Linked DNA regions of Homo sapiens: region 2 is linked to region 1. A link is an interaction called in ENCODE POLR2A ChIA-PET data of the cell type or tissue named here. Cell type or tissue: GM12878. All regions are shown on one strand. Each heading gives the region's core, and the rest is flanking DNA. Links, peaks and the distances in the headings are about the cores only.

Region 1 (5,378 bases), core at 144-5,143:
TGTGCCTGGTATTCTCAACAAATTATCCAGAAAACCACGAGTCATCTGTCAGGTTTAGCACCAAAAGAGAAACATATCTGCCATCTCTTTTCTGGTTCAATCATTTTATTTTATAGGTAAGGAAACAGACCTGGAAAGACAAAGTGACTTCTCCCAAGATTAACCAGCCTCTTTCTAAAAGGCAGTGTCAGGACTCAGACATCTGACTCTAAATCAGTGTTTCATTTAGTCTTCACATCCTGCAGGAACAGAACACCAAACACTACATGTTCTCACTTATAAATGGGAGCTAAATAACGAGAACCAGTGGGCATTAAGAGGGGAACAACAGACACTGGAGCCTGCTGGAGGGACATGGGAGAGGATCAGGAAAAATAACTATTGGGTACTATGCTTAGTACCTGGGTGACAAAATGGTCTATACACCAAACCACTGTGACACGAGTTTGCCTGCATTAACAAACCTGCACCTGTATTCCTGAACCTAAAATTAAAGTTAAAAAAGAAAAGGCTTTGGGTGGCTCACTCCTGTAATCCCAGCACTTTGGGAGGCCGAGGCGGGCGGATCACGAGGTCGGGAGATGGAGACCATTCTGGCTAACACGGTGAGACCCCGTCTCTACTAAAAACACAAAAAATTAGCCGGGCGTGGTGGCGGGCGCCTGTAGTTCCAGCTACTGGGGAGGCTGAGGCAGGAGAATGGCGTGAACTCGGGAGGCGGAGCTTGCAGTGAGCCGAGATCGTGCCACTGCAGTCCATCCTGGGCGACAAAGCGAGACTCCATCTCAAAAAAAAAAAAAAAAAAGAAAAGAAAAGAAAAGGCTTTGGGAGGCCGAGGCGGGCAGATCACGAGGTCAGGAGATCGAGACCATCCTGGCTAACATGGTGAAATCCCGTCTCTACTAAAACTACAAAAAAAAAAAATTAGCCGGCCATGGTGGTGGGCGCCTGTAGTCCCAGCTACTCGGGAGGCAGAGGCAGGAGAATGGAGTGAACCCAGGAGGCGGAGCTTGCAGTGAGCAGAGATCGTGCCACTGCACTCCAGCCTGGAAGACAGAGCAAGACTCCATCTCAAAAAAAAAAAAAAAAAAAAAAAAGGAAAGGTTGGGCACGGTGGCTCACGCCTGTAATCCCAGCACTTTGGGAGGCCAAGGCAGGCAGATCACCTGAGGTCAGGAGTTTGAGACCAGTCTGGCCAACATGGCAAAAGTCCGTCTCCACTAAAAATACAAAAATTAGCTGGGCATAGTGGTGGGCACCTGTAGTCCCAGCTACTCCGGGAGGCTAAGGCAGGAAAATCACTTGAACCCAGGAAGCAGAGGTTGCAGTGAGCTGAGTTGGTGCCATTGGACTCCAGTCTGGGCGATAGAACGAGACTCCCTCTCAAAAAAAAAAAAAAAAAAAAAAAAGCAGCTAGAAGAGCAGGGCATGCTGGCATATGCATGCAATCCCAGCTACTCAGTTCAGGAGCCTGGGCAACGTAGTGAGATCCTGCCACAGTTTAAAAAAATTGGCAGCCAACACAGTGGCTGTGCTTGGGAGGCTAAGGGAGGGAAAGTGCTGGAGTCCAGGAATTCAAGCCTGCAGTGATCCATTACTGTACCACTGCACTCCAGCCTGGGTGACAGAGCGAGACTCCGTCTCAAAAAAAAAAAAAGAGAAAGAAAAAAGAAAGAACAGCTGGAAGGTTTGGGCTGCAGTAGCCAGAGTGGATAGAAATAAGAAATGAGGCCTTGGCGTGGTGGCTCACTCCTGTAATCCCAGCACTTTGGGAGGCTGAGGCAGGCAGATCACCCTGAGGTTGGGAGTTTGAGACCAGCCTGGCCAGCATGGTGAAACCCCGCCTCTACTAAAAATACAAAAATTAGCCGGGCGTGGTGGCAGGCACCTGTAATCCCAGCTACTCAGGAGGCTGAGGCACAAGAATTGCTTGAACCTGGGAGGTAGAGGTTGCAATGAGCTGAGATCGTGCCACTGCACTCCAGCCTGGGTAACAGAGCAAAACTCTGTGACACACACACACACACACACACACACACACACACACACACAGGAAGATAAAAAGAAATAAGAAATGAGGTAGGAAGATAATGGGGCCAAACTGTGTACAGCCTGCTAAGGTTTCTGGTCCATTGTAAGGACTTTGGCGTTTGCTCTGATGGCGTGCAGAGCCATTGAGTAAAATAGTGACCAGTCAGATAGATGCTAGTGGTTTTTTTTTTTTTTAAGATGGAGTCTCACTATGTTGCCCAGCCTGGAGTGCAGTGGCACAATCTCAGCTCACTGCAACCTCTGCCTCCAGGGTTCAAGCGATTCTTCTGCCTCAGCCTCCCGAGTAGCTGGGACTACAGGCGCCTGTCACCACACCTGGCTACTTTTTGTATTTTTAGTAGAGACAGGGTTTCACCATATTGGCCAGGCTTGTCTCGAACTCCTGACTTCATGATCCGCCCGCCTTGGCCTCCCAAAGTGCTGGGATTACAGGCATGAGCCACCATACCCGGCCGTTTTTGGGTTTTTTTTTTTTGAGAAAGAGTCCCTTGCTCTGTCGCCCAGACTGGAGTGCAGTGGCGCAATCTCAGCTCACTGCAACCACCGCCTCCCAGGTTCAAGCGATTCTCATGCCTCAGCCTCCCCAGTAGCTGGGATTACAGATGTGCACCACCACGCCCAGCTAATTTTTGTATTTTTATTAGAAATAGGGTTTCACCATGTTGGCCAGGCTGGTCTCAAACTCCTGACCTCAAGCTATCAGCCTGCGTTGGTCTCCCAAAGTGTTGGGATTAAAAACATGAGCCACCGTGCCCAGACAGATGCTAGTTTTAACAAGGTCACTAGTTCTGAGTGCAGTATTAGTGCACATAGCAAGGGATCAGAGCAGCAGCAGAGGCACCACTTTGGACGTCATTGCTGTAGTGCCTGAATTCATCTTCAAACTCCCGAACTTCAAAACTCCCACACATACAGGCCTAGTGAGCCTCATCAGGTGCACCTAGCAGGCAGAAGAATGTCCCGTATGTAGGCACAAGTTTGATGTCTTGGCAGCGAATTGATAAGGCTTGAAGCCAAGAGATCGCCCAGAGTGTTGGGTGAACAAGAGGAGGATAGGACTAGGGACAGAAACTGTGTCCTGGCAAAGGGACAAGAGCATATGGAGAAGCTAAGAAGAAAGCGTTAGTCCAGGAAATAATTAGATTCAAGAAGGAAGGTGTGTTTACAAAGTCAACTGAGGCAAACGGTTAATAAGACAAGGATTGAAAACGATCATTTTGTTTTGCAACTGGGAGATAACGGGCGCCCTTGACAAGGGTGGTTTCCGTGGAGTGGTAAGGCTGAGCAGTGACTGGGCAGTGAAGGCGGGAAGACAGCAAGCAAGACAAACTGCTCAACTAATGGGGCCATGAAATGAAGAACAGTGATAGGGTAATCACCATTGGATCAAAGGAGAGCTGGCCTTTTGAGATGAGCATGTCTATAAACTGAAGATAAAAGCCAGTCAGGTGTGATTGGGTGTCTTAGACATGCAGGACAATCATTCATCCATTCATTCACTTGTTCAACAAGTATTCATAATCTATCAAGAGTCAAACACTGGGCATACACAGATAAATAGAAACATGATCCATTCCATCACCTTGGAACTACAGACACATGTATAACTATACAAGAGTACAAAGTGAGGGGAGCAGTAGAGATGGTTGTAAATGCCAGAAGAATCTATTAATTGTGCCTGTGGGGAAAAAGGGAAACAGTAAGGGAAAATTCCTAGAGATGGTAATATTTGGACAGGGGATTATTATTATTATTATTATTTTGAGATGGAGTTTCTCTCTTTTTGCCCAGGCTGGAGGGCAATGGCGCGATCTTGGCTCACCACAACCTGTGCCTCCTGGGTTCAAGCAATTCTCCTATATCAGCCTCCCAAGTAGCTGGGATTACAGGTGCCTGCCACCATACCCAGCTAATTTTTGTATTTTTTTAGTAGAGACAGGGTTTCACCATGTTGGCCAGGCTGGTCCTGAACTCCTGAGCTTGGGTAATCCACCCGCCTCAGCCTCCCAAAGTGTTGGGATTACAGGCGTGAGCCACTGTGCCTGGCCTTGGACAGGGAGTTATTATTATGTTTTTATTGAAAGAAAAAATTTTAGGCCAGGTGCGGTGGCTCATGTCTGTAATCTCAACACTTTGGGAGGCCAAGGCGGGTGGATCACTTGAGGTCAGGAGGTTGAGACCAGCCTGGCCAATATGGAGCAATCCAGTCTCTACTAAAAATATATTAAAAAATTAGGGTGGGTGTGGCAGTGCGTGCCTGTAGTCTCAACTACTTGGGAGGTTGAGGCAGGAGAATCGCTTGAACCCGGGAGGCAGAGGTTGCAGTGAGCCAAGATGGCACCACTGCACTCCAGCCTGGGTGACAGAGTAAAACTGTGTCTCAACAACAGCAACAAAAAATACAAAACATTGCTGGGCGTGAGGCACGAGAATCACTTGAATCTGGAAGTGGAGGTTGCAGTGAGCAGAGATCACGCTACTGTACTCCAGCCTGGATGACAGAGCGAGGCTCCGTCTCAAAAAGAAAAAAAAAATTTAGAGATGGTCTCACTCTGTCATCCAGGCTGGAGTGCAGTAGTGTGATCATAACTCACTGCAGTCTCAAACTCCCGGACTGGACTCAAGCAATCTGCCTGTCTCAACCTCCCAAGTAGCCGGAATTACAAGCATGTGCCACCATGCCCAACTAACTTTTCTTTAAATGTTTTGTAGACATGGGGTCTTGCTATGTTGCCTAGGCTGGTGTCAAACTCCTGGGCTCAAGCCATCTGCCTTCCTTGGCCTCCCAAAGTACTGGGATTGCAGACATGCTCCACCATTCCCAACCTGGACAAGGGAATTAAAAATGAGAAAATGAAGGGTGGCAGGGCATTCTAGCCAGAGGAACCACATGAACAACAATGACAAGATTCGGATGTGGGGGTAGGGGTTGGGATTAGAAAGCATTTAGTATCTGGTGTGACTGGGAGTGTGGTAAAGTGGCAGGATTTGCAGCTAGTAAGATGGGTTGGAGCCAGGTCCTTAAGAGCTTTGAAAGGAGAATGGGTTTGTTTGTTTGTTTGTTTGTTTGAGACAGTCTCACTCTGTCTCCCAGGCTGGAGTGCAGTGGTTCGATCTCGGCTCACTGCAGCCTCCACCTCCTGAGTTCAAGTGATTCTCCTGCCTCAGCCTCCCAAGTAGCTGGGATTACAGGCATGTATCACCACGCCTGGCTAATTTTTGTATATTTTGTAGAGATGGGGTTTTACATCCAGGCTAGTCTCAAACTCCTAGAGCTCAAGCAATCCTCCGACCTTGGCTTCCCAAAGTGCTGGGATTACAGGTGT
Region 2 (5,378 bases), core at 52-5,051, 78 kb before region 1:
TGTTAGCCAGGCTGTTCTCTAGCTCCTGACCTCAAGTGACCTGCCCACCTCGGCCTCCCAAAGCATTAGGATTACAGGCGTGAGCCACCGTGCCCAGCCGAAATATTTCCTTTCTGTTTCTGACTACTATTCCCTAGAAGCAAAAACTTGTTTCATTGATAATATATAGCTGCTCAGGAGCTGCATCATTTTTTAGAAGCGACAGCAACAATAAAGAATTCCCTCGAGGGGATGAGTCATTAGGTGAGCATTATGCTCCAAAAAGCTGTACCCCCAAAAGGGTCAAGTACAATGACAAAGCAGGGTAAACAGGCTACTAAAAATATCCAAAATGACGGGACCCATGTGTTGTATTAAACTGGCATTTGTTAGCCCTTGCTAAAAATTAAAAGTATATTTTAGCAATCCCAGCTACTCAGGAGGCTGAGGCAGGAGAATCACTTGAATCTGGGAGGCAGAGGTTGCAGTGAGCCGAGATGGCGCCACTGCACTCCAGTCTGGGCGACAGAGCAAGACTCCATCTCAAAATAAATAAATAAATAAATAAAATACCTTTTTTAAAAAGAGTATATTTTAGCATGGTTGATTACTTCAGGGTTGTTGACCATTCAATTAGGCTAGCTCCACAGAAATCTGTTTTGCTTCCTAAATAGCACTGAAACAATGAACACTTTAATGCCATCATGCTTTCTTTTCTTTCCTTTTCCCCATCTTTAAAAAAATGATTAAATGGCTGTAGAAGCGGTAAAATCAAACTCTGTGCTTGTATTATACTGCAGGATGACCCATGGCCCGCATTCTTAGAATTGTGCCCTCTTAAAACCGCAAAATACCTTAGATATCAGCTAGTTGATCTAGATAAGAAACCTGAGATTCAGAGAGAAAGGTGACTTTCCCAAGGTCACACAGTGGTCAGTTGGGGGCCCCAAAGGAAGGCCTTTCCCACTGCACACATGGTTAATACTCACAGAGGGTGGTGTCCACTAAGCAGAGCCTGGGTTTACTTCCCCATGTGCTAAGCTTGCTTACCTCACCCAGAGGGGTAATCAACACCCCTTTCCGTGTGGCTGTGTTACCAAAGCTACTTCTTGAAATTAAGACAAAAGAGCACAAAACTGCAGTGGTAGGGCCCTAGGTACACCCTTCAGGAAGGCACATTTACAATGGCAATTGCCCAATGTATTTGAAAGTTATGAAAAATATATTTTATGATAGTCTCTAAAAAGCTAAGCAAAAATGTAAAAAAGAAAGCTATGAAAAATAGCCCAGGTGTGCTGGCTCACACCTTGTAATCCCGGCACTTTGGGAGGCCAAGGCAGAATTGCTTGAGCCCAGGAGTTCAAGACCAGCCTGGGCAACATAGCAAGACACTATCTCTATTCATATAATGTAAAAAACAATTTTTTTAATTATGAAAAATACAAGGTGTAGAGGTCACCACCTTCCATGGAAGCATAGACCACAGTCTAGCTTCCCATATTGCAGTGAGGTGTGACCACTGACTATGCTCTGGCCAGTGGATGCAGAGGAAGTGGTGTGTGTCATCATGATGTGACGTGGTCCTGCCCATAAAAATCTACCACACGTTCTCCTCTGGGCTCTTTCCTCTTCTGGCTGACTGGGATGGCAATGCCCAGGCAACCTTGGCCATCATATGATAAAAATGGCAAAGCAGCTGCCAGTCTGGATCTCCAAATGAGTTTATGAAGGTGAGCTACCCCCGAACCTGCACACACACATACCCAGGAAAGCTGCACACCCAGGAAAGCTACTTAAGTAAAAAATAAATTTCTACTGGGTAAGCCAGTGACATTTGGAGGTCTTTATGTTACAGCCACCTAGCCTATCCTAAGGAATACATGGGGAATCTCCAAAGATTAGGAGAAGTATGGCTTTAAAGCAGGAGAAATAAACAGCACAGGCAACACATCTGTTGGTTTATCATCAAACATGAAGCAATAGGAAGGAATCAATAGAATTTGGAGAAGAGTAAAACATACTCATTTAGTCCTTTTAGAATACAAAAAAATCACTGTCTAGCTTTAAGAAAAGTTTATTTATGAGTTACTTTTTGAGACACAGAAAGCCTTTTTCAAAGAGAGGATATTAGAAATGATATTCAAGACCTCAGGCCCTACCGAAAATTTATTTTTTTGCTCAAGTTAATAGAAACCATTCTAAAAGTAAACACCAGTCTTGTGGTCCTCTGAGGCCCGAGGATCCTCAGTGGGAGGAAGGGGCAGAAGCAGGAGTGGCGGAGCTTCTGAGCAAGGGCCCCAGAGGCTGAAGGCCTAGAAGGAGGGCTCTCTTGTGTGTGTCTTGAATAGGTCCGGAAGTGAACGTGGGGACTGAGCAGGGCCTAAGGAAACACTCTATCCAGTCACCTCAGCCTTGGTGAGAACACAAAGAGAATTTCTCCTTGTCTGCAGATGCAACCTTCTTCATTCTGTACTTTATCAAGGGAGGCAATGAATTCAACTAAGCTTCCACAGTGTTTCTGATTTGATCCCAAATGGCATTTTCATTAATGAGCTGTGAAGTTATTTTCTCATTCATTCTGAACTCCCCCAGTGATGTTAAGCAGTACTCAGCATGACACTTGATACTACACAGCAGTGTGGTTAAGAGCAGGGGAGCCTCAAGGGCACCAACATGCATCTGCTAGCCAACCTTGGTGCTGGAGCTGGGTCCTTGATGCCTCTGCTGGGCTGGATATTAACCCTTTAGTTGCTGGCTCATGAGCAGGTCCTTGGGTTCCTGGGGAAGGGGCAAGGGAGGCCTGGCCGGTGGTGGTGGACACATAGGAGGCTTCAAGCAGCAGCTCTCCACTAAGAGGCACAGAGGGACTTCCACATTTTAACAACTAGTTTGGCTGTATGTGTACAATTAGCCCTGGTGAAAAGTGCAAGCTTTGGAATTAAGATTTGGGCTCAAATCTTATTCCGTGACAATCCATCTGTGTGACCATGGATAACTACTACTTATATTCTCTGAGCCTTAGTTTCTCAGTCAATGCTAGTCTCCCTAAGTCCCTTCCCCAGCTCACACCATCTTCAGAGCAAGCCCAGGGCACAGGAACAAAGATAGAGAAAAAAGAGAGGATAAATGATAAAGAAACAAAATGGACTGGACCCAGCAGCTCATGCCTGTAATTTCAGCACTTTGGGAGAACGAGGTGGGAGGCTTGCTTGACCCCACGAAAGACCAGCCTGGGTAACATAGGGAGACCCTGTCTCTACAAAAAATAAAAAACTAGCCCGGCGCGGTGGCACACGCCTGAAGTCTCAACTACTTGGGAGGCTGAGGCAGGAGGATCACTTGAGCCCAGGAGGTTAAGGCTGCAGTGAACTGTGACTGTGCCACTGCACTCCAGCCTGGGTAACAGAGCAAGACCCTGTCTCAACAACAACAAAAAAAAAAGGAAAAAGATGGACAGAATAAACAGAATAGGAGGAATGAGGGAGAGCCAAGAGAAAAGAACAAAGCAAAAGAGCAACTTGGTGGAAGTGGCTACACATTATTGAGGAGAACTGCTTCAGGAATAAGTAGGTCAGTGGTAGGGATCACCGCCCAGACTTGACCTTCAGGTTAGCTGGGTGCTCATTCTCACAATAAGTCACTGACCAAAAGCCCTGTATCATGCTGGGGATGAACTGTGGAGTCACCTCTGAGGCCAACATCGTTAAGAGTTAGATGTCTGCTGGGCACAGTGGCTCATGCCTGTAATCCCAGCACTTTGGGAGGCTGAGGTGGGTGGATCACGAGGTCAGGAGTTTGAGACCAGCCTGACCAACGTGGTGAAACTCCGTCTCTACTAAAAATACAAAAATTAGCCGGGTATGGTGGCGCGTGCCTGTAATCCCAGCTACTCAGGAGGCTGAGACAGAGGAATCGCTTGAATCTGGGAGGCAGAGGTTGCAGTGAGCTGAGATAGCGCCACTACACTCCACGCTGGGCGACAGAGCGAGACTCCATCTCAAAAACAAAACAAAAAGAGTTAGATATCTTAGTTTGAATCCTAGCTCTGTCACTTACTAGTGTATGCAAACCATTTCACCTCTCTGTAGCTCAGTTTCTTCATTTGTACAAAGGGGATAATCATAACACATTACCTATGTTCTGGTGGATAATGATAAATGAAATTAACACGGGTAAAGCGCTAAGAGCAGTAGCTACCTCATAAGGAGTGTATGCCTTAGCCACTCTTTATCCTCCCATGAGTCCTCCCACCTCGTCCTCCCAAAGTGCTGAGATTACAAGCAGGAGCCACTGGGCCCGGCCCATTCTGTGTCTTCATCATTTATCCTCTCTTTTTTTTCTCTATCCTTGTTCCTGTGCCCTGGGCTTGCTCTGAAGATGGTGTGAGCTGGGGAAGGGACTTAGGGAGACTAGCATTGACTGAGAAACTAAGGCTCAGAGAATATAAGTAATAGTGATCCATGTTCACACAGTTAGATTGTAACATAATTAAGATTTGAGCCCAAATCTAATTATTATGAATCGGTGACACCAAGAAAAGAGCAGTGGAGTCAGAGACATTGAACTCGGGCAGTGTCACTTTCTAACAACTTCGGAATTTTAGGAAAGTTACGTAAGTGGCTGAAGCTCAGAGAGGTTACCTGTAAAATGCGATTTTGTTACATTACAACTAACATTTATCGAGCATTTATTATGTGCCTATTACTGCACATACTATATATAAGTTCTCTCATTTAATGTTCACAATACTGTGGAAAAGATTCTATAATTATGACCATTTTCCAGAGGACAAAACTGTATCTTTGAAAAGTTAAGTATCTAGCCCAGCATCATAAAGCCCAGCCATGACTTCAAGCCAGTTTAGTAAGACACCAATTCAGTAACACGCAGTGCGCACAGAGAATAGTCATGCAGTAACTGTTGTCTCTGATCCCAAGATCTTGTAAAGGCATTGAAAGCATGGTTTTTGGGTGGCCCATATAATGGTTTATAGCACAACATACACATTTGAAGAAAGATTTATAATCCAGTGTCCACAAAAACCAAAGAAATGTAGGGCTAGCCTGACAGAATCAAGACCAAGGTTAAGGTATTTTGTTCCCAACATGATTCAGGATGAGGCAAAACAAGAGAGGCACAAAAATGAAACCCAATGCTTCTGTTTTCCAGAGGCCACAAATCTAATATCACAATATCATTGATAAAGTTATGCTTTATATTCCTGTAGAGAGATCTAAAATGAGTATTTACATGTTAAACTACAGCTTCACACTGACCTCTGTTATGATCTCAGAGAATGTTCTAAAGTCCCAAACTGAATAAAATGTACACCTAAGAATCCCAACAATATTCTTTTTTTTAAGAAATGTTGTCTTGAGAGTTGACTGAACCCGGGAGGC

The links. Peaks named below come from ENCODE experiments on the same cell type or tissue, not always from the same donor. Only the 100,000 strongest peaks of a DNase experiment are listed, where the experiment ranks them.
Region 2: POLR2A ChIA-PET joins it to region 1 with 9 read pairs; 4 of 35 experiments call an interaction of 5 or more read pairs at or near these places.

Annotation. Positions count from the first base shown.
Region 1 is chr4:40,640,212-40,645,589 of GRCh38, forward strand. No RefSeq gene overlaps it. Among named protein-coding and RNA genes, the nearest start is that of RBM47, 13 kb to the left of the region's middle. In GM12878, for the core only: no CTCF peak of the experiment used is centred there; no DNase peak of the experiment used is centred there.
Region 2 is chr4:40,562,667-40,568,044 of GRCh38, forward strand. The region is part of intron 1 of RBM47 (RNA binding motif protein 47); the gene reads right to left. Among named protein-coding and RNA genes, the nearest start is that of MIR4802, 63 kb to the left of the region's middle. RefSeq lists an enhancer at 2,270-2,846. In GM12878, for the core only: no CTCF peak of the experiment used is centred there; no DNase peak of the experiment used is centred there; H3K27ac peaks cover 2,389 bases.